2 separate regions of the Homo sapiens genome follow, and region 2 is linked to region 1. Evidence: chromatin loops called from intact Hi-C (ENCODE). Cell type or tissue: B cell. All regions are shown on one strand. Each heading gives the region's core, and the rest is flanking DNA. Links, peaks and the distances in the headings are about the cores only. Region 1 has its middle 150 kb from the start of LINC00938. Region 2 has its middle 58 kb from the start of LINC00938.

The links. A loop is a pair of places that touch in the nucleus more often than their neighbours do. Peaks named below come from ENCODE experiments on the same cell type or tissue, not always from the same donor. Only the 100,000 strongest peaks of a DNase experiment are listed, where the experiment ranks them.
Region 2: a loop joins it to region 1, with 2.7 times the contacts of the local background. A loop is called at or near these places in 2 of 110 quality-filtered maps.

What each region holds. Positions count from the first base shown.
Region 1 is chr12:45,571,407-45,583,248 of GRCh38, forward strand. No RefSeq gene overlaps it. Among named protein-coding and RNA genes, the nearest start is that of LINC00938, 150 kb to the right of the region's middle. In B cell, for the core only: no CTCF peak of the experiment used is centred there; DNase peaks (open chromatin) are centred at 4,275, 4,805 and 5,965; H3K4me3 peaks cover 735 bases; H3K27ac peaks cover 1,188 bases.
Region 2 is chr12:45,664,112-45,675,953 of GRCh38, forward strand. No RefSeq gene overlaps it. Among named protein-coding and RNA genes, the nearest start is that of LINC00938, 58 kb to the right of the region's middle. In B cell, for the core only: no CTCF peak of the experiment used is centred there; DNase peaks (open chromatin) are centred at 5,140 and 6,460; H3K4me3 peaks cover 817 bases; H3K27ac peaks cover 1,535 bases.

The sequences.
Region 1 (11,842 bases), core at 1,832-9,831:
CATAATTCTAGGACTTGACACTTTTTCTGTAAAACAATTCCAGTATGGGAAAATGTTATGGTACTTTATTCCCCTTAAGTCATGGTTTACACAAATATTGTTCCATCTCAGTAATTTCTCAGGGCATCCAAGAGCTTATTGGTAGCTGGATTCTGAGTAAAACCATTAGCTTGTGATGACCATTAACTAATGACTGCCATTATGTGCTATTTAATAATATGATGTGCTCATTGAGCTCAGAGCCATGTCTTGCTCATATTTGTATTCAAAACACCTGGCACATACTAAACACTCAAAAATAATTATCGAAATACCAAATGGTTTTTTGTGTATGACTTTAAATGTTTGGCTTTATAAGCCTGATTTTGGATAAGTGACCCAGACACAGAACCACAAAGAATAGGTGAGTATAGAAAACACAATTCGGGCTAGTGGACAAAGAAAGGGAGTTATTCTCAATCTATTTGCCCTTCTTCATTTCCATCAAAAACTATTTGTTGATTATATACTATATACCAAGCACCACATCAGAAAATAGAAATATAGAAATAAACAAGACAGAAGCTTCACCCTCAAATATTTCACAGTCTTGTCTGGCCACAGACATAGAAACAAATTACTTACTTCCTGGTAAGTGCTTTTAATAGAGAAGTGTATGCAGAGCAGAGGTGATCAAATATATTCTCTAATTAGAATGATAAACTGTTCAAAATGATGGCTGGAGTCAGTCATAGATAAGCCTAAGTTCCAGGACTGAGAGGTAGCTAATTTCAAATGCCCATTCTGGAGTGGAAAAAAGTTTACTAGGTTCCATCTCACTGAAAGTCTGCCTCACTTACACTCCAGGTCCACCCACAGCTTAAGGAAATTTTTGCTTATTAACACCTGCAGCCTGCAGAACCAGAAAAGTCACATAGGTGTGGTTTTCCAAACTGAACTTAGGAGCCATTCATTTGCTCCAGTAAATTATTTATCAGATGTACACAGTGTTGTACTGCATCTTTACAAACAACCGGGTTTGAGTCTATATTGGCATTCACTTATTTGACTAATTTTTACAGAGCACCTTCAAGGGTCTGATTGATTCCTGATTATTTGCCAGGTGTGAAACCAAGGACCAATAATTGCTAATGTCAAGGTGAATGTCAAGGAGCTTAAGTTAGATGACAAATAATTTCAAAACAATGTGATAATCTCTAAGCAGGTAATTATGACACCATATATATCAGGAGCTACAGAGTGTTACTGAGTCACTGTGGAGGAGACACTAAATTTGCTTTGAGTGGAGTTTGGGAGAAATTCAGAAAGGGGATATTGCCATTGAATCGTCAAGACCAACTAGGAGACTCCCAGATACAGAAAAGCAAAGCCTTCCACAAATACTTAGTAAAATTTAACCAAGCATATTCTAGGTAGGCAACACTTTTAATAAATTCTTAATCCTCTTCTTTGGGCATTGACTGACCCTAAAGGTAGCCATGGAAGCAAATTCTCCAGCACTGTTTGGAAGCTGCTTTGGAATGTTGTGTGGCTCCAAAATAATTGGGAACAAGTGAGATATCTGAAATATATGGTGAATCCCTGTGTTAACTGACTAAACATGTAAAAAGTGAAATTACAGCTAACAGCACAGCAGCAGGTCAAGTCTGACCTCCCTTCAAACACCATTCATGTTTCACTAGTAGCGAAAGATCAGCCTCCCCAAGAGTGTCCTTGGATCCACCAAAGCAACAAATATTCACTTGCTGGCTGCTCTGTGCAAATTACTCTGCTAGGCTTCAGAAGCCTGGAGCTTAATAAAAATGAAGGAAAGTTGTCAAATGACAAAAGTACTTCTAGAGGGCAGGAACTAGGCCTCCCATATGGTCTTTATAGGACCAATTAAAAACATTATTAAGTTTCCAATTATGTTTCCCACCTTAGAAACTCATTTATTTATTCTACTATACAGCTTATTCCTGAATTTGTGCTCTGTAAGCCTTTCTTGTTGTTTCAAGAAAAGCCCATTGGGCTGAAATCAAATGGTAAATGCCCTTCATGTGGCATAATTATGTTTTACTACTATTCTCTAACCATCCTCTGGTTTAGAAATTTCAGGAGTTAAGCAGAATCTGGGGAGCATTAGGTCCTCAGACACCCATTACTGTTATTTACCATTTTGTTTTCACTAAAATTTCCATTAACTTTTTCTCCATCAGCATTAGATTATAAATTGCAGTCAGTTATCTATTGACTAGAAAGAAATCTTACTTGTAATGAATTAAGTAAATAAATAATTTTGCCCTCACTTTCATCCTATTGGTTGAGAGCCACTTTTTCAACATTATACAAACAGTAACTTTTCACTAAAGGCTAGTAAAAGAAACTTTTCTAAAAGTAAAACTTTACAAAAAGTTTAGATATTTTAGGTTTCCAAATACATAGATCAAGTCCAATAGTACAGTCAACTCTCAATCATTTATATCTACACACAGGTCTAGGCACACCAATTGAGAGGGCAGCCAAATTAGATAACACTTAAAAGATTTGTTCAAAGTTCCATTTGAGATAAATATATGTGGAAGTTATAGAAGCATTATTTGCATAACATATATCAAAAGTTGAACAGCACAGTAGAGGCTATTTCAACTCCAGTAACTTCTTCTATTAACAAAGAAGATATATTTCAACTATTTGACATTGTCCTCATGTTAACTGAAATGTGGGCTAGTTGCTCACCACACAACAGTACACTTCAATTCACAAGAATGGAGTCTTATGCAAAAAAAGTGAATTTATTCCAAAGCTAGCTTAGGGGAAGGGGCATAAAGTATCCTGCCTTTACATGTGCCGCTTCACCTTTGGAGCAGAAAGTGGGCATTTTTATAAGATAAGGAAGGAAATGAGCAAGGGCAGGGGTCCCCCTGCTACCAGGCAGTCGTTTACTAGGCAGTTGAGTTGGTGCCTTCCTGGGCAGAAGTATGTTGTAAAAGTGGCTAAGTTGTCCAGGTGCAGTGGCTCATGCCCGTAATCCTAGTAGTTTGGGAGGCTGAGGCGGGCAGATCACCTGAGCTCAGGAGTTCGAGACCAGACTGGGCAACACAATGAAACCCCGTCTCTACTAAAAATACAAAAATTAGCCGGACGTGGTGGTGGGTGCCTGTAATCCCAGCTACTTGGAAGGCTGACGCACGAGTATCGCTTGAGCCCAGAAGGCGGAGGTTGCAGTGAGCTAAGATCGCACCACTGCACTCCAACCAGCACGACACAGTGAAACTCTATCTCAAACAACGACAACAACAACAAAAAGTGGCTAAGTGGGCATGCTTTCAAGATGCTCTCCTAGTGGATTTGAGTTTCCAAGCAACCCCTGGAGGGTGAAAGTTCCTGGAGGGTTTGCTTTGGTCTGCAAAGCCACTGTCAATTCTGGAGGCAAGATCTGTCTTGGAGCACCTAGTTAGAAGAACTTAGGCTGTAGGGAATGTCTGGTGAGGGGAGGTGAAAGGTTATATTTGCAGTTCTGAAGGCTTAAGTAGGAAATAGGGAGTCAGGGAAACAAGAGAGAGAGAGATTTGAAAAATAATAATTAAACCACCTCTAGAAAAATGGGAGTACTCAGTTACACTCAGAGACCTTATTCCCAGAGGTAAAAGTATTAGAAGTCTTAGGGAGGTAGTCCAGAACATGCTTTCTCTGTGGCAGAATACTTCCTCTTACCCTGCGCTTTAGACAAGGTAAGAGAGCACACCCGGGCCCTTTTGGTCTTTTTGAGGGGGTACACATGCTTAGGAAAAAATTACTTAAATTGTGACACTAATACAAATTAAAAGCTAATATTTATTGAGCTATCATGTTCTAAGAACTTTTCATGTATTATCATATTTAATCCTGACAATAGCCCTCTAACACAGATAATATTATTTTCGTTTTACAGGTGAGATAACTAAGATTCAAAGAACTTAAGTAACTTGTCAAAGAACCCACAAATAGGATATGTCAAACCTAAAACTTAAACACAGGTACTCCTAACTCATAAGCCCAAGTTCCCAATTCTATTCTAATCATAGGGACTGACATTTTTATAGAGTAGATATTACTTATCTCCAAGTAATGCCCCTATTCTCCTAGAGGCTGAGGGTTCTCAGTAAGGCTCAGAGCTCTTTCTGCATCATCTACAAGAGATGTTAATCTGTCACAGTGCCACTTCCTCTTCTTGGCTAGCAGTGTCCAGTGCTGAGGTTTTGGAGGACACAATAAATAAAATCCCCCTTTTAACTCAAGTTTGGAACCAATTTAGAATCAGACTCAGGAATTGGTCAAGATTGAGATGTCAGTTTTGCTACCCATAGAACTGCAATGGTAATGATCCAGACTCAAATGGGCTTGCTTAAGCACTTTTTACCCTATTTCCCTTCCAACTCCCAGCCCCAGATGTCGGGACTCAAGCTTGTGGGAAGGTTTGGGAGTCTAGGGCAGATGTACTTTAAGTAGGGTTGCAGCCTTGCTCTGCTCCAGGGCAAAGAGGAAAAAGAAACCCAATCTCCAATGCTCGCAGCCTTTTAATAGATGAATTCTCTCTACTTGTGAACCATGGCCTATGGCTATTCTCTGCCTAATGTCCTCCACCAGGTAGCATCCTTAGTCTGAACAAGGATAGGTGAGCCAGAGGCAAGCTGTGTTGCTCTAGTGGAGTCGACTCCGATGAGAAGAGGAAAAATGGCAGAAATGAGTTCCTACATCATAGGAACTTCCTTACACCCCTGAGAATGTGATCCGAGCAGAGACTTGAACCAAAGGGGACTAGCAATTATGTTCTGAGAAAAAGGAAGTTACTATGTATGAGCGGAGGAGCAGACAGTTCAGCCTGCCCAGAACTACTGAGACAAAGAAAGCGCTTCCTCTCCACAAACAAGCGTGTGTCAGGCTACAGTATGTTGATTTTTGCTTTCAATGAATCTAACTCTGTATAGAGAAATGAAGGGTATGACTTTTTAAAGAAAAATGTGATGAAACAGTGTTTGGGGATTTTATTGTGATTCCCCCTCCTACTGACCCACTTCATTTCCTAGTACTCCTTTTGCTATTTTTCTCACAGCATTTATCCCCTTGGGGATGAGAAGATTCAGCCAAAATCCAAGGCTTTTGATTTTCAGATGCTTTGTTTTTTAAATTGTATAAACCTAAACCCAGTAAACTCAGGGCAGAGGACAAAAGATGTGGAGAATACATAATAATGTAAAAGTCAGGCTGGGGGTGAGGGGGCTGTTTGGAGGCAACAATGGAGAGGGGTGTTATAGGGAAGTCAGGACAATTCTATTCCAAACAAAGAGGCCTTGAGCTGTGGGCCTGGAGGTGCTTTACCTTCTTCTACTTGCCCAGATACAGGAGGGAGGAGTTGAGGCACATGGCCATGACATGAGCACGAGACAGGCTCTGAGACTCCATGAATGAGGGCCCTGTGTACCCCTTTCCCAGGTGGAACTCAGGATTTTTCTATGGCAGCCTGAAAGGAGAGCAGAAGAAACATCTGCGGAAGTTGTCTAAACAGGGGTGCCCAAGACAGACGGAGAATGCGTCTCAGATGCCCAAGAGCAGTGCAGATGTGGTTTGAGAGCTGCAGCAGAGAGTGCATCCATGGGAATAAGGACTTCAGCCTGGATGCCCGCATGGATGGCTGACAATGCCAAAACCAAGAAACTCAACAGCAGCCAACACAGCAACGCCCCAAAGGCCACCCAGGTCAAGGGGCTGAATGGTCTGAGATTACACTTTAGTTGGGTTATAGAAAAATGCTGAGTAGTCTATTTCCTGAGTGAATTCACTGAAAATCATACTGCAGAAGTACTAACAGTGGAATATGTGTTAGGTGTCAAATAATCAGGCAGTATATTCAGCAAATACCAGAGAGGTGTAGATCAAGAAAGCACAGAACCCACCTCTCCTACACACACACACACACACACACACACACACACACACACACACACACACTCACTTCCAGGGGCATTTTGATTTACATAATATTCATTTCACTTCTTCATTTAAACAAACCCACACAATAGAGACCTTACTGCATCTCTTTCTGAGCACAATCCTATCCTTCAGCATCCTTGAATTGCTTGGCCCTTTAAATTACAGAGGTTTATTCCAATGTCCCCTTGTGCCTCCACAGGTTGTCTTTCATGTCAAATTTTTTTTCATGGTAATAAGAAAACAACTCTAGATGTGTTTAACACAGCAGCCAAGGTGTACCCACGGGGTATAATTAGCACTTAATATGTTAGAAAGAAAAGGTAAGGTATAATACAGTACTGCTTGAAACGAAAACGGAAAAAGGTACCAGGGAAAAAATTGCTTCAAAATTGCCTTTCTTCTTGAGGTACTCAGAAGTGATACTTACTGTGATTCTGTTAATTATGGAATAAAACAGGGGGTTACTTAACATATGCCATGCATCTCCTCTTTCATTGAGGGAGTAAAATAGGCTGCCGGTGGATTGTTAATGTCATTTACAGGGACTGGCACCACTGAGAATTTCAAAACTCCAATCAGGTGCAAGGTAATGTTGACAACTGATACTATTAACAGCACTTAACTTTTAAAAAAATAAATAAATAAATGTGGGTGTGTATGTGGAGAGGTATTATAGACTTCTGGGCTTTGGTTCAGTTTCTCCCACTCCTTCTGCAAGAGTGGTTGGATAACTGGCTCTTTGCCTTTATAATAAAGGATTCCAAACTCTCTCTGTTGTTGTTTTGTTTTGTCTTGTTTCCCCTCTTAGAATTATGGTTTCTAAAGGCCCCATGACTCATATTCAGAGTGTTTCTAATTTTGCCTGGTGGGTGGCACCTTTCTCTCACTTGTACCCTGTTCTTGGATTTAAGTAATCATTTCCAAAGACTACACTGTTTGAAAACTTAATTATCTATTAGATATAAGAATCCTTTGTTGCCCAGGAGTTTAAAAATGCCACCAAAACGCATATGTCACGGGTCATCTTGAATTCAAAGCCTCAGGTATTTTTTAAAGCTCACACACATTTCATCAATTTTATCGAGTCCAAAGCATTGGAGGATATAGAGTGAATTTCAGGATAAAAATGATCTTATTTGATTGAAATTACTTATTAATTTGTTGCAGCTGGGTAAAGGAGAGGACATTTTCTTTGCATCTTAAGTAATACAGTGAAAAGCATTAAACAGGATGGATTAGGACTTAATTCTCTAAATATTAAAAGACATGCCATTTGGGTTTAAGTCCTTCAAAGCTGGAGATGGTTCCAGTGATAGAAGCCAGATTTGTGCCTTGGTTTTTAAGATGTCTCCAAAGTTGAAGGTGGAATTACAGAGGGCCTAGATAAAGGTTACAGAACAAGACTGGATAAACCTAAGATTCCATTCAGATGGTCTTGAACTAAAAAATGAAGGTTTAAGTAACTTTAATGATGATGATACCACAATATCACAAGAAAAATAACACATCATCAACTGGTTCTGAGGTTAATTGCATTCTATATTAGTCACATTACACATTCTAGCACTTAGACAAGCTGTATGATGTACTGAACCAGAAAACAGTAAAACTAAATGAAAACATGTTGTGGAGAAATAAATGAAAAAATAATAGATGCCCACACACTAGGTCCCACCCATAATATTAATAGAGTGTATCATTTCTGGATGATTTTAAGAACAATCTGTCAATGTTTTTGGTTGTTATTTCAATTCCTACTGCCAGATATTTTGACTATAAAAATTAAGCTAAATTGGAAATAATACTGTCCAGTCTTAACTTTCTATGATAATAGTGACCTAAATTATACTTGAGATTAATATAAAAAAATGACATTTGAAAATCATCCAAGAAATTTCCAGGAAATCACCAAAATAACTAAGATACCACTGGGAGCACAGTGATTTAGACCTGTAGTCCCAGCTACTTGGGAGGCTGAGATGGGAGCATTGCTTACACCCAGGAGTTTGAGGCTACAGTGAGGTATGACTGTGCCACTGCACTCCAGCCCAGACAACAGAGCAAGACCTCATGTCTTGAAAAAAAATACCATTTTTATTGATTCTAAGATGCATTTTGCCCAACATTTAAAAATCTCTGAAATTGGGGTGTGTCTGACAATGGTATCTCACAATTATAACTGATGGTATGTTTTCTTAGTAATACATAAAATAATAATACATCTGAAAATTGACGGTGTCTTACATTCTGCATAATATGGTAGTTTTGGTCATGGGTATTCTTACAGGCAAAGTAAGAGAATAAAAAATATTCCATTACTCTCTCAGAGTTGATTGTATTCACCTAAGTTTGTATTCACAGGGTACAAGTAATAGGTTATCCAGAGTTGCTTAAGTTTCTAGAGCTGTGCTGTCCACTACAGTAGCCACTACCCATATGTAACCATTTACATTTAAGTGGATTACTATTAAATAAAATGAAATATCAGCTTCTTAGTGGTACCAGGCAAATTTCAAGTGCTCAATAACCATAGGTGGCTATTGGCTATCATATTGAACAATGTGGATTTATAGGACATCTTCATCATCAAAGAAAGTTCCACTGGGCAATGCCAGTATGGACTGCTGACTTTATATCACAAATTCTTTAGACTTGAACAGTAGTACGTGGAGCAAAGTCCCAGGCATTTTAGTATCTATCTCAGGGGCAGCAGTTTGGTGTAGTTAATTCAAGCATGGGCTTTGAAATCAGACAGACGTAGGTTTGAATCTTGAATGTCAAACTTAGTGTGGTTATCATCAGGTTTCTTGACTTCTCTAAGACTCAGTTTTTCATTCGTAAGATGAAAGATAATTGTGGTAACTACTTCATAGAGCTATTTAAAGAAGACAAAGGGTTAACCACAAAGCATAATAAGCATTCAATTAATGCTAGCTTTCATGATAAGTCTTTTAGAATTTTGGTGACTAAGGTGTGGCCAAGTTGAGCATGATGGTGTGATAAGTGCTAAAGTATAATAAAAAATAAGGTGGTCCAGGAACAAAGAGAAGGGAATTTCTCTTTCTCAGTCAACCAGGAGAGGCAGGGAAGATTTATCAGACGAGGTGATACTTAAACTGCATCTCAAAGGATGCCCAGATGTTCATTGGGCTGAAAAGGCTAAGGTTGGGATGTTTTTGCTGGAGAAAGAGCATGTATAATGTTACAAAAGCTTGAGAGAACTCCTGGCACTAAGATAAATGGATCTCATTTGGGAACAAGGTAAAGAATAGAGATTATTAGGAGCTGAGGCTGTGAATGTTTGTTGAAGCCAAATTGTAAGCCTGAGTGCCCTGCCAAAGACATTATCAAGATTTGAGGTAGGAACCCCATTGCAATAGTCTGGGTGAACACTGAGCAAAACACTAATGAGGAAGTGAAGAATTGTCTGCACTCACCACTTCCAATATGTCTTCTCCCATTTGCTCTTGAACCCACTCTATCAACCACCAAAGCCGCTCTTAACAGGATTACTAGTGACCTTCATATTGCTATGCCTTGTGAACCATGTCTGTCTTCACCTTTCTTGACCTGATAGCATCATCTCACACAGCTGATCACTCTTTTCCCTTGGAACATTTTCTTCACTTGGCTTCCAGGAGATCACACTTTCTCCTACTTCATTGGATATTCCTTCTAAGTCTCCTTTGTTTATTTCTCCTCATTTCCACAACACTGAACACTGGAAGTCCCAGGGCTCAATCCTTTGGGCCTCTGGTCTTTCTTATGACTCCAAAGAGTTCAGTATCATGGCTTTATGTACACACTACATACTGATCACATTAAAAGGTTCAGCCCACTTCTCTAGCCTGAACTCCATATTTGTCTACCCAACAGCCCACTCATCATGTTCACTTGGATCTCTAAAGGGCTTGCTCACTTAACGTGTTCAAACCAAAATTCTTGATCTCCTCCCCCTGCAGTCACCCTCATTTGAGTCATCTAGACTCCTTGGAGTCATCCATTTCTTCTCTCTCTCTCACATCCCACATTCAATCTATCAGTCAATATCCTGTTGACTTTACCATCACAGTAAGCTCAGAATAACTCCACTTCTCACCATCTTACCTGCTACCATCTTGTTTGAGCATCCACCATTTCTCCCAAGTCTCCCAACTGCCTTCTCTGCTTCCACCTAATTCTCCATAGTGCCCCACCTCCCACCCCCATCTATTCTCAAAACAACAGAGACATTCTGTTTCACGCGTGAGTTAGATCAGGTCACTCCATTCAATTCTCCAGCACCTTTCCATCTTCAAGTAAAAACAAGAGACATTAAAAGTGCCTACGTGTCCCTATGTAATATTCCCTGTCCCCTCTCCTCACCTCCTTCTCCCTTTGCTCACTCCACTACAGCAACACTGGCCCTCTTTCCACTTCTTGAACGTGATAAGTATGCTTCTGCCTCAGGCCCTTCATACCTGCTGTTCTCACTGCCAAACATGCTTCTCCTCCAGTTCCCAGTTTCTACGTGGCTCATCTACTCGTCTCTCCCAGTTGTTAGTCAAATGTCACTTTCTCACCGGAGCCTTCCCCGACCTCCTATTTAAAATCGGACACTGCACCCAACACACTCCCTATCCCTTTACTTACTCATTTTTTTCCCAATGGTTCCCATCATTATTTAAAATTTGATATATATTAATCTATTTGGTCTATTATCTGTCTCCTCTCACTAGAATTTAAACTCCACGAGGTCAGGGATTTTTGTCTGCTTTTGTGCACTGCTGTATTTCCACGAGCTTCATGTACCTGGCCCATCAGTACTCAATAAACCTTTGTCAAGAAAATTAATGCACACGTTTGCTTATTTGAGGGGGCTGAGGAAGATGGAGAAGGTGAGAAGTCATTCACATATTTATAACATTTAGTGCACATCTCCCATATGCCACATACTGTGCTAGATGCTAAAGATCCAAGTGACTTAGGCAGTTGGGTATGTAGTGATGCCAGCAACCAAGACAGAGAAACTGGCAAAGGAACAGGAATGCTGAGAACACTTGTTGAGTTCCGATGCCTATGGGACATCCAGGTGTAGATTCCAATCATAAGCTGGAACCAATTCCAAAATCCACGTTGATCCACCATGCAGGAGCCAGACTGAAAGGGGAGGTTAGAGGGCCTCCCTGGAGCACTGAGCCACAGTGCACACCTGGGCAGTAATTCCATCCTCTGCACTGTCTTCAACTACAAAGAATAAAGTAAACATTCATAATACTTGCTTCTTAGAATTAATTGACCTCATATGTGTAGAGCCCTCAGCTTCCCAGATGAAAGGTGTTACAGAACTACAAAGTTAATCTTGCTGACTCAGTGGGAAGGCTGGTGCCCGGAATTATCATGGCCCTGACTGGAGGCATCTGGGTATCCATCTTGATGTTCCTCTCCAAGAGTTGACCCAGACTCTGCCTAATCTCCCAGTGAGATCTAAAATACTCTCAGAAAGGAAACCAAGCATGCTTAATAAAGAATAAGAATTTGATATAACTATGAACCTCTGGGGGAGAAAAATTACTTCAAATACATTAGTCAAGAAAGAAAGTTCTTTTATACAAAAAAAAAAAAAAAAAAGATTTGGATGATTTCCAGCAATGCAAGACTTCAAAAAAGGAGTAAGAGAGAGGGCAAGGATGTCTGTTTTCTCCCAATTCCAGTGGGCATTGTGGTGAAGGAGGTGAATAGTTTGCACAGAGGACTAAGGATAGCTTGTTAACAGATGGCTTACCTACTCAAAGAAAGAATTATCTTTGAGGAGCAAATATAAAAGAAGCAAATGTGTTGACTCACTCATACTGACAAAGAAAGAATGTGACTTTAAGGATATGTTTCTCAGACCTTAAAGGCTATTTGC
Region 2 (11,842 bases), core at 1,250-9,249, 92 kb after region 1:
ATATACCATAGCATATACCAAGCCCTGTGCTAGCGGTATTATTTATCTTTGTAACCCGGCACCTCCCATAACACATGGTGTATAGTGTGGCTCTATAGATTTGTTGGCTATATCCTAGGCACCAGGGATGTAAAGATGAGTAGAGTGCTTTTTGGTCTTCCAGAAAACAAGTTTTAGGGAGAGAACTACATAAACTAAGAATTAGAGCAATGTGAGGTATATGGCATGTTACAAACACAAACAGGGCACTATGGAAGCACAGAAAAGAGTGTGCTTAACTGCATTCGGAGCTCAAAGAAGCCTCCTAAAGGAAGCTACATTTGAATTGAATCTTAAAGTAAGCCCAGAAGCTTTCTGAATGAAGAACAGAGGAAAAGCATTCCAGAACATAATATATAAAGACAGAGAGGATCGTTGGAAGGATCATGACTCCTCTAACATGGCTGAAAACACAAGATGCTGTAGAGGAGTGACAGATAAGGCTGGAATGAAGGCCAGACTGAACTAAAACATTTTAGCTTTTTCTTGTAAATGATGACAAGACTTGGGATGACAAATGTGAGAGAGAAAGACATGGTCAGATTTGCACTTTAGAAAGGGCACTTTAGCCAAAGTATAGCTAAGAAGTTGGAAGGGCGAGAAAATATAGGCATCAGTTAGAATTCATGTGAGAAATGATGAGGGCTTGAATGTGGCAGTGGCAGTAAAAATAGAGAAGAGATAAATTCAGGGGCTACTAAAAAGGTAGAATAGACAGAAAAAGACAGTTACCACCCGGATGTGGAGACTTGGTGGAAAGGGGTTGCCATGGTGACTCACAGTTTCCCAGTTTGAGCACCTAGGTGAACTATGGTGCCATTAACCAAAAATTGGGAAGGGAAAGAAGAGGAGAATGTTTGAGGATATGTTGCCTTTAGGTACCCCAATCTAAAAGAAAGGATACAATAATTGAAAAAGTAAGTCTGCAACTCATGATAGGAGTCAGAGAATGGGATGAGATTTGGCAATGATCATTTCATGGATGATAGTAGCAGGTGCCCAGGAAATAGAGAAGAGAATGAGGAGAAGGAGGCTGAATGTGGAGCCCTGTGGAAGATGTACTATTCATTTCAGTATCAAATTATAGCTTATTTGGTGTAGATTGCTTCCACTGGCTTAATTTTAATAACTTATTCACTCTGGTTAGAGAATTCCATAATTTAATTTTAGTTAAGTGTATGTATGCAGTGTTGACACTTGCTGTTTATAATAACTCAAGGCTAATATTTTAATCTTTTTAAACGTTTTAATTATTTATATAATGAAAACGTAAACAACATGCTGCACAAGTCATTTTATACCTTTGTCTTAATTAAAAAATAAACATATAGACACAGACAAATTTTGAAGTGACTTCCTCCATGCCTCCTCCTTCCTCTGCTTGCCTACTGTTTCTATTACTGAAATATTATTACAACTGCACCCTGCTTTTGCGAGAAAGTCACCTGAAAAATTGTCATTACCAAGTTCTTAAAGAGCTGCCAGAACAAAAATCCAAAAAAAAAAAAAAAAACAGAGCAAGTTAATGGTTATTAGCATATTCATAAACTGAGACATAAGGTCAAACTCTTTATTTTCATTCCAAAAAGTCATCTACTTATGTCACTGACCCTGCCTTTTTTTTCTACTATAGCCAATAATAGATTAATGGTTGTGTGATTTGAACAAATTCTCAGAAGCATTTATACTTAAAAAAAATATGAATATCCAGAAGAAAGGGGTTTTTTTTTTTTTAATAGTTAAAAGTATTTGTTAAGTTAAGATACTGCAAGGGTTTAGGCAGCTCAGTAAATAACTTCAGGAGAACAATCTGTTGTCCTTTAACAGGCTCTTAATCTCAAGGGTAAAATCTCTTTCCATTCATTGATATTTGCAATAAAAATTGTGACGGCTTCATGCTGAAGTAATTTCCTTGCTAATGTAATGGCATTAAGATATTCAAATTATCATTGTCTTTTGTACTGGGTGTTTTCAAAGAAGTGTGAAGATAGGGAGAATTTCCTTAGCATATTATTCATCATGTGGCACAAATCACCTCCCTGCTAGCTTGGAGAAAAATTGTATGAGAAAATTCAAGATGCATGAAAAAAATTATCTTGGACATTGAAAATTAAAACAACATGGGCACAAAAACCAGAAGACAGATGTTTTGTTTATACCACATAGCACCTCCAAAGTTGGCCTGATATTTAGGCAAAGAAGTGGCCACTTAAATGATGTGAGTCAATTTTATCTGCCTGATTGGAAAAAGGGATGATGATGATATTGGTGGGCTGGGGAGGAATGGAAAACACTGGTGGGATATCCACCCCAGCTGGTGTCCAGGCTGTTGACACCATCAAGAGAAGGAATTCAAGGATGAGTCAGAAAATAGTGAAAATATGGAGATTTATTACAAAGTGAAAAATCCACACTTAAGAAAGGGGAGTGTGGGCGTACTCAAGAAAGCGTCACACAAGGGAGTTTGGGGCTTCTCCCTTTAGGGCTTCTTTAACCAAGGGGTGGTATATTTATGAAGATTCCTGGAAAAAGTTGAAGATTTCTTGGAACTATGGTGCCATCCATTTTTACACCAAACAGGGGGTTTCCAGAACTGTCATGGCACTGACGGGTTTGTGATTTGTATGTTAATGAGCATATAATGAGGTCCTAGGAGAAACCTAGGTCAAATCCAGCACCATGTAGGGTCTAGTCGGTCATAGCCAGCTTGGCCCACACCCTGGTTTTTCAGGGTCTTATCAGCCCCTAGCTTACGCAGGTATTTCAACAGTTTCCTTTTGCTGCTCATGTGAAACTACTGCCTGGAATTTTCTATTCTCCTGTGACCACCCTGTATTATTCCTATCTCAATGAGAATGAGACAGTGCTTTTTTCTACTGTGTCATTTCTTGAATCCTGGCCTACCCTGAGATGAGTAAGCAGGGATGAGTGGAAGTTTTTTTCTCCCCTCCTCTGGTAAAGCCTAGATCCTAAAATGTTACTTTGTGAATTATAAATATAAACACCTCCTCCCCTGTCCTTTTATGCTATTGTCTTCAATAAAACAGATTTTTTTCTCTTAGAAAAATATCAAGACAGTTATTTTTTAAAATGACTTTGACTCCCAGACACATTCCCCAGTCACTTCAAGTGTGTTTTGTCTCTGCTGTTTGCATACATGTTTCCCTACTTCTCTCACCACATCCCAGCATCCAGAAGCTCCCCAGTCCCAACACTCATTCTCATTGTTCAGGGCCAACCTGAATGTCTCACCTCCGTGCAGCCATCCCTTATCCCCTGTCCCAATCCCCTCACCCCAAATCAATCAATTAATCTATATGAAGTGCTCTGAACATTGTCTGGAATATAAAATATATTATATGAGTATTGGCTGCCATTAACATCATTGTGTGTGTTTCTAAAGTACTTTCCACAAACCTTTGCTGTGCATGACTTTCATCTTGTCACTTAGCTTCTTTCCTCACTTATTTACTCAAAATTCACCTTAGTGAGGTCTTCCCGACCAAAATTTCAAAACCCTCCTTTAAATCTCCTTTTCTGATTTTTAAAATCTTTAGCATTTCTCACTATGCACATTTTTCTGCATTATCTTGTTTATTGAATGTCTCTGTCATCAGAATGAAAGCTCCATGGGGGCAGTAAATAGTTATGCAATGAATGAATGAATGTGCTTGCATATATTTTTACCTACTAAGACTCTATATCGTCAGAGAACCTAATATACCATATGGCACTCAGTAGACCAGCTGAGTAAGAGGAAGATCTAGAATCCTAAGGCCATTCCAAAGAATGGCACATTTGAAAGGGTGCCTCAGCGTGAAACACTCAACTGGCTACATAATGAAGGCATTGAGTGTTAGAAGGAGAGGAAAAAATCCCTAACATGGACATAATAACTTATGTCCTTTTCTAGACTACAGTGCCTAAGGACATCTCTGGGTCCTAGGCACATTGTTTATATTTAGTAAAAATTTATAAAGATTACTGATACATAGTATTTGGCAAAGAAAGATAAAAACTGACATATAAACTATTTGCTTATGAAGGATAAATTTAAGGTTAGATAAAAAAAAAAAACCTCATGTTGCTATATTGTATGACGGGTATGGTTTGCAAAAAGCATAATCCAGGGCCATTTTCCGCATTATATTAAATGGTGTTTCTATACTGAAATCAACTCCAAACTTATACCATAAAATATTGTGAAAATGTCATAGGTAGTTAGTGCAAGGTAGTTTTTAAATAGGGAGTCATTACTTTCGAATATCCATGGAACTTAACATTTTCTTACTTAATTTTTATCAAAAGATTTCAGGGAGTTTGGAACGTCTCACAAAATAGCTACTGAACAGGAATATGGAGAGAAGCAAAGTTTGTTAACTGGAATAAAATAAACCTACTTGGAACTTGGAACTCAAAATTCAAGCTCACTTACAAGGTGTCTGCCATGCCCTGCTCACAGAGTATACATTCCTGGTCAAGAATGTTAAGTCCTAAATAATCCTATCTTGGATGACACAGGAACTGATGAAAAAAGATAACCCAATGGCTTTATCACACCAAATATTCTATCACACAGATCAGAAAGAAGTTTTGACTCTAATCCCACTTAGTGGCTGTGTGAACTCAAGTAAGTAACTTAACCCCACTGATCTTCCATTGCCTTGTTTCAAAATGAGAATAGCATATTAGCACTGCCTTACCCAGTTGTTGTGAGGAGCTAATAAAATACTGTGTGTTAAAACGTGTGGTAAACCCTGAAGTGCTATACAAATGTGATGTATTATTTTTGTTCTTTAAAGGTCTTTTGACACCTAATCTTTGCCTCCATAAATGACCTCTTTGTTTTCAAGCTTGCTTTTGTCTGATCTTACACTGGCTCAAATTTTAATCTCTTACCTAGTGAAGTTATTTCTTTAGACCTTGCCTCTGCCCAGCTCTTTCTTGGACTACTAGAACCTAATTACTTCTGTGGCTTCTGTTTGACTCAGCATTCAATAGTATGGTTACTCTGAGCCTGCCATGTAAGAACTGTGAATGTAAACTAAGGGCTTATCCCCCTGTCTACTGTAATCCATCTAAGTAATATGCAATATTTGAGTGTAGATGACAAGATGGCATGAAATTTCACTTCTCTTTCAGAGAACGAAACCAATTCCTTATCTTTAAGAAGGTTTACTTGAAAGGACTTTCAGTTTCTCTTCATAAAATAATGTAGAAACCATTATTCTTTCTGTTTGCCTCTCACCTCAGCACTGGGCTGAATGTATTTATAAACTAAAACTAGAAAGAATTCTTGGTTTGCAAAAGATTTTAACAGAAAACCAGAGCTGATGGCTAATACTAGCAGGAGCAGGGTCTGTGTACTGGTTTCCACTTCATTAAATAATAGCAGCATCCAGCAGATACAGCACCTACTAAGTGCCTGAGTTTTTACATGTATTAATTCATTTACTCTTCACAACTATTATTAGCTCCATCTTGCTGTTGAGGAAAATAATTGACATAAGGTCAAACAGCTAGTAAGTGGAAGAGCTGGGATTCAAACTCAGGCCATTTGATTCTAGAATAAGGTCATATTCTTAACTCTATGTTATATTGCTAATAATAATGATTATTATGATACTGATAACAAAAAAAATGTATTATTTCTTGTTGCATAACAAATTGCCCCGAAATTTAGTGGCTTAAAAGAACAAAATCACAGTTTCTGTGAGTCAGGAATTTGGACACAATTTAGCTAGGTACTCTGCTTCAGAGTCTTTCACAAGCTGCAATCAATGTGTCCTGTGGGGCTGTAGTCATTCCAAGGCTCGACTGGGAAAGGATCCACTTCCATGCTCACTCACATGGTTATTGTTAGAATTCAGTTCCTTGCAGCCTGTTGGACAGAAACCATCCCTAATTCTGTGCCAGGTGGGCCTCTCAAACATGGTAGTTTGCAAAGTGTGAAAGCTGGGAAAGATATAGAGTCCAGCAAAATACAAGCCACTGTCTACTGTTAATAGACATTAGTATTTCCACCACTTTTGTCATACTCTTTTTATTAAGAGCAAGTAACTAAGCCCACACTCAACTGGAGGGGATTACACAAGGATATGAATACCAGGAAGTTGGGATCATTGGCAGTCACATCAGAAGCTGCCCACCTTCATAATAATTAACATTCTATAAATATAATAAGAAAATAACATTTATTGAGAGCTTACTATGTGCCTGGCAATAGTCCAAGCATTTCACGTATATTAATTCACATAATCCTCACAACAAACCTGATACATGAATTAGTAAGGGGAAGTGCCATGATTACACTTAGAGGTGGAGAAATTAATACCACTTTTCTGTATTCCAACAGATAAAGCCTTTCTTAGAATGCTTCAAAATGATTGCCACAAACTGAATCTACCCCAACCACATCCTCTTTCATAACCACTTGTCTTATTCACAGAACAGGCTTTTTCTAGCTGGTGGCAAATAGTAATTTCCCAAAGTAACCCCCTTCTGGCTCTACTAGTCCTGGGGGTAGGGAAGAAGAAGTAGTCTTTAAAAAAAAAAAATCACTATTTTTCATAAATTTTTTTTTTTTTTTTTTTTGGTCACCGAGGCTGGAGTGCAGTAGTGCAATTGCAGCTCACTGCAGCCACGACCTCCCAGGCTCAAGCAATCCTCCCAGCTCAACTTCCCAAGTAGCTGGGACCACAGGCATGTGCCACCATGCCCAGATGATTTTTTATTTTTTTGTAGAGACAGGGTGTCACTATGTTACCCAGGCTGGTCACAAACACCTGGGCTCAAGCAATCAATCCTCCTGCCTCAGCCTCCCAAAGTGACGTGAGTACAGGTGTGAGCCACTGCACTCGGCCAAACATTATACTTTTTATAAATGAATATATCATTACTGTAATTCCAATTTTAAATAGAAACTGCTAATAAGAATCATCTTTTCTGTTTGAAAGGCTACCAAGGATACAAAATATCCAAATCAATTCCAGTTTTGATTTAATTCTAGTTTTTTTACATCGTGCTTCTCTTCAAAAAGTTGTTGAGATGGCTGGCTCCCAGTTGGTCAACTATAAAGAAGGATAAGAGAGAATAAGCACATCCCCCTGAAAGATTCTAGGCTCTATGGAATTGGATGGAGGTGGGTACTGGCGCATTGATCAGACTGTCTCTCCAGTCTTACCCTCCAAATTAGAGGCCCAGAGAAAACATGGAATCACTTAGCACAGGAGAGGCTGGAAGTCCTCTTCCCTATTTTTAATAGGGACTAAAGGAGTTGCTTATTATGAGAGCTGTGTGGAAGACATCCCAGATTCCTAGGCTGCTGGGTGTGTGTCTATTTTCAACCCTCTTACATTTGCAATGACACATCCTTTAAATATCTAGAAGCCAGTTCCTGGTCAAGTTAAAAATATAAACAAATGAATATCGATTCAAAGTTCTAAATAAAATACGAACAAATGAAATTCAATAATTTATTATTAAAAGAATAATTTACCAAAAGGGTTAATTCAATCATACAGAAAGGATTATTTAATAACACATTAATAAGATTCATCACACTAAGAGGTCAAAAAAGTAATATCATCTTAATAGAAGGCAAAAAGCACTTGCTAGAATTTGGCAACTATTCATAATTAAAGAAATAAATGTCTCAGTAAACTGAAGATAGAAGAAGTCCACTTTGTCATGACAAGTAATATTTATATGGACTAACATATTTAACAATGAAACACTAGAAGAATTCCCAATGGTCAGAATTAAGACAAGGATGTTACTGATTTATTGCATTTTTTAAACACAAAAATGGAAACAATCTAAATGTTCTGCAGTTAACTAAGTTAAAATACAGTCGTAATATGGAATACTTGATAGCCACTATAATCATATGGTACATGAGTATATATAGGCATATTTGAGACCTATACACAAACAATATATAGGTATATATATAGTGTATATAGATAATATATGTTTGCAGATATGAAATATATGTGAATGTAATTGTGCATTGAAAAAGTTCTGAAAAGAAATACAAGCTGCAAACAGGGCTTCCTTTAGAAGAATGGTTTTGGTAGAATTAACAGACTAGAATGGAAAGATCTTTTGTACAAGTACTCTGTGTTGTTCAAATCTTTTTGGAACAAGGAAATATTAGATATGCAGTATTTATTTAATTATTTATTTGGGACGGAGTCTCCCTCTATCACCCAGGCTGGAGTGCAGTGGTGTGATCTCTGCTCACTGCAACCTCCGCCTCCCAGGCTCAGGCGATTCTCCTGCCTCAGCCTCCCAAGTAGCTGGGATTGCAGGTACCCACCACCATGCCCAGCTAATTTTTGTATTTTTAGTAGAGATGGGGTTTCACCATGTTGGCCAGGCTTGTTTTGAACTCCTGACCTCAAATGATCCACCTGCCTTGGCCTTCCAAAATGCTGGGATTACAGGCGTGAGCCACTGTACCTGCCTATGTATACAGTACTCAGACCAACTCTAAAAAAACTAGTCAAAGAATACTGACAGTGAAGAAATAATGGTATTACCAATAAAAAAACAAGTTCAAGGCCAGGTGTGGTGGCTCATGCCTGTAATCCCAGCACTTTGGGAGGCCAAGGTAGGTGGATCACGAGGTCAGGAGTTCAAGACCAGCCTGGCCAATATGGTGAAACCCTGTGTCAACTAAAAATACAAAAACTAGCCAGGCATGGTGGCTCGTGCCTGTAGTGCCAGTTACTCGGGAGGCTGAGGCCAAAGAATCGCTTGAACCCAGGAACCAGAGGTTTCAGTGAGCCAAGATCGTGCCACTGCACTCCAGCCTAGGCAACAAAGCGACTCTGTTTCAAAAAAAAAAAGTTTTATAATACAATATGTATTAATACATCAAAAATTACCTAAAGGATGCATCACCAATTTTTTTTTTCTTTTTAGAGACAAGGTCTCACTCTGTGGCCCAAGTTGAAGTGTAGTGGCATGATCATAGTTTACTGTAGCCTCAAACTCCTGGGCTCAAGTGATCCTCCCACTTTAGCCTCCTGAATAGCTGGCATTACAGGCATGCACCACCACACATGGCCAATTTTTAAATTTTTTGTAGAGATAGGGTCTCACTATGTTGCCCAGGCTGGTCTTGAACTCCTGGCCTCAAGCAATCCTCCTGCCTTGGTCTGCCAAAGTACTGAGATTTCAGGTATGAGCCACATGCCTGGCCATACCTCCAAATTTTGACTTTGGTTGTTACACTTATATAATAGACTGATTTTTTGATAACTTTTTAAATGTTGCTTCATATGTTTTCCAAGTTCTCTGTTAATCACATATTTCTTTTGCAGCTAGGGGAAAGATTAGCAAAGAAAACTGTGGTGATATTTAAATTACAGATCACACTAAACAATGATTAAAGAGTTTACAGAAAAATGTGTTTGTCTTAACCTGGTTTCTAAAAGGGTAACGATGCCTTCTAACTCTGCCTCAATCTTATAAAGCTATTGGGAAAGCTAAATGCTTCCATTTTCTTGCTCAGCCAGCTTCCTTTTCTGGACTTGCTTAATTTGGGCATTTCTCTGAGCTTCAAAATCTTGGAGTCGTTCTTCATTCCTTTCTCTGTTTTCTGTATGGAGTCACTCACTGACATCTCTCACTAATCCTTCCTCCATCTCTCATACAGCTCTTTTCCATTCTAATTCCATATCCCTCCTGGTTTATGCTTGATCAGTTCACATCTGAACCATGGAGACATCTCACTGAGTCTTCGTGCCTGCCAAGACTGTCCCTCTATTTACACATCTCCCATCTTCACCTCACATCCTTCAGGTGATACCTCTTTAGAATATTCAACCACTCTCTTCCTTGTTGCTCTCACCTGCTATGTTCCCAATTCCATGCCTATGCTCTTGACACTGCTCCTTGCAAAAATATCCAAGTTCTACTCCTCTTTCCCACTTAACCCCACCTCCACATGTTATGGTCTCTTCTTCATCCCTTTGTATATCCAATCATTCTTTCAGTACATATTTCAAAACTATGTACTGTATACCAGATACTGGACTAGGCACAGGGAATACTGTGCTTAACTTGGGCACAGGCCTTCTTTATTATTTTCCAAATTAGTGATGGACCACAATCAAAGGATTATGAAACTCAAGTTCAGAACATTATCTGCCTTAACAATAATTTATCACATCCTCCAATGACCACAGAAATCCTTTAAGAGCTCCTCATCTCTCTGCTTCCCTCTGACTTAGTCTCAAGAAATCTTTCTTGTATTCAACAGTTAATATGTGCCTGTGTACAAGGCTTTATGCTAGATGCTAGAAATTGAGAGGTGAATAAAATCTGCTTCTTACAGAGAGCTCCAAGATTAACAAGGATGGAAGACAGGAAAAGATATACAATAGTGAGTAAAAGGTACTCTGATAGAAATGTACAGATTCGACTGGAGAATTCTACTTGGGAAGAGCAAGGAATGCTTCACAGATGAGGTCATGCTTGAGCTGATAACAGGTAGAAAAGGTGGGGACAGTATTTTAAGCAGCTGGAATAGTATTGCAAAGGCACAAGGCATTAAATGGCACAGCTTGTCAGGAAGCCACAAGTACTTCAATATGACCCAAGTACACGAGGCTGGAGAGTTGGGCTGGGGCCAGATCGTTTTTTCCCTTGTTTTACATTCGAGGGAATGAGTAAACGCTGAAGAATTTTAAGCGATGAAGTAACATGATTATATTTATATTTCAAAAAGTACCTCTGGTGGCTATATGGAAAATAGGGAGTGTGAGGGATGGGGCCCAGCTTAGGCAAAAAGTCAAAAGACAGAAGGCTGTTTTTAAAATCCAAGGAAGTTACGTGAATCAGGCAAGTAATGAAGTAGAGGAGTGGTGGCTAGGGTGAAGAGAAGGAAATAGTTTGGAGAGCTATCGGAGAGGTAAAATCAACAGGACTTATCTACTATTGGGTTTTAGAAGTTGAGGAAGAGGTAAACAATGACCTCTGAGTTTCTGGCTTGGGTTATACATATTCTAAGCAGAAAATACAGGTATTGTATACTAAAGGAGCAGGGTGAGCAGGGTATATAATAAGTTTAAGTTGCCTGTTAGGCATTGAGGTAGAAGGTCTTGGAGACTGTTAGATACACATGTCTCAAGTTCAGGATTTTGTTTGGGTTAGAATTAGAGATTTGGGAGTCAGAATACAGATAATGGATCAAAACCATGAGAATGGTAATAGTGCCCAGAAGAAATGTAAATGATGAGAATGGGTGGGAAGGACAGAGCCTTGGGGTATACCAACAATTATGGGGTCAGAGTAAGAGAAACCAGGAAAGGACCCTGAGAAGAAATGGACAATGAGGCAGAAGGACAGCCAGGATAGGCTATTGTATGAGTTTCCAATTACTGCTGTAAAAAATTACCAAAAATTTTATAGTTTTAAACAATGCTGGCCAGGCACAGTGGCTAGCACCTATAATCCCAGCACCTTGGGAGGCAGAGGCAGGAAGATCACTTGAGCTCAGGAGTTTGACACCAGCCTGGGCAACAGGGCCAGACCACATCTCTACTAAAAACAAAACAAAGAAAAGAAAAGAAAAACCAGCCAGGCATGGTGGTGCACACCTGTAATGCTAGGAGGCTAAGATGGGAGAATCACTTGAGCCTAGGAGGTCAAGGCTGCAGTGAGCCAAGATCGCACGACTGCACTCCAGCCTGGGTGACAGAGCAAAACCCTGTCTCAAAAAAGAAAAAAGAAAAGAAAAGAAAAATAAATAAATAAAACAATGCAGTGCCAGGTGTGGTAGCTGATGCCTGTA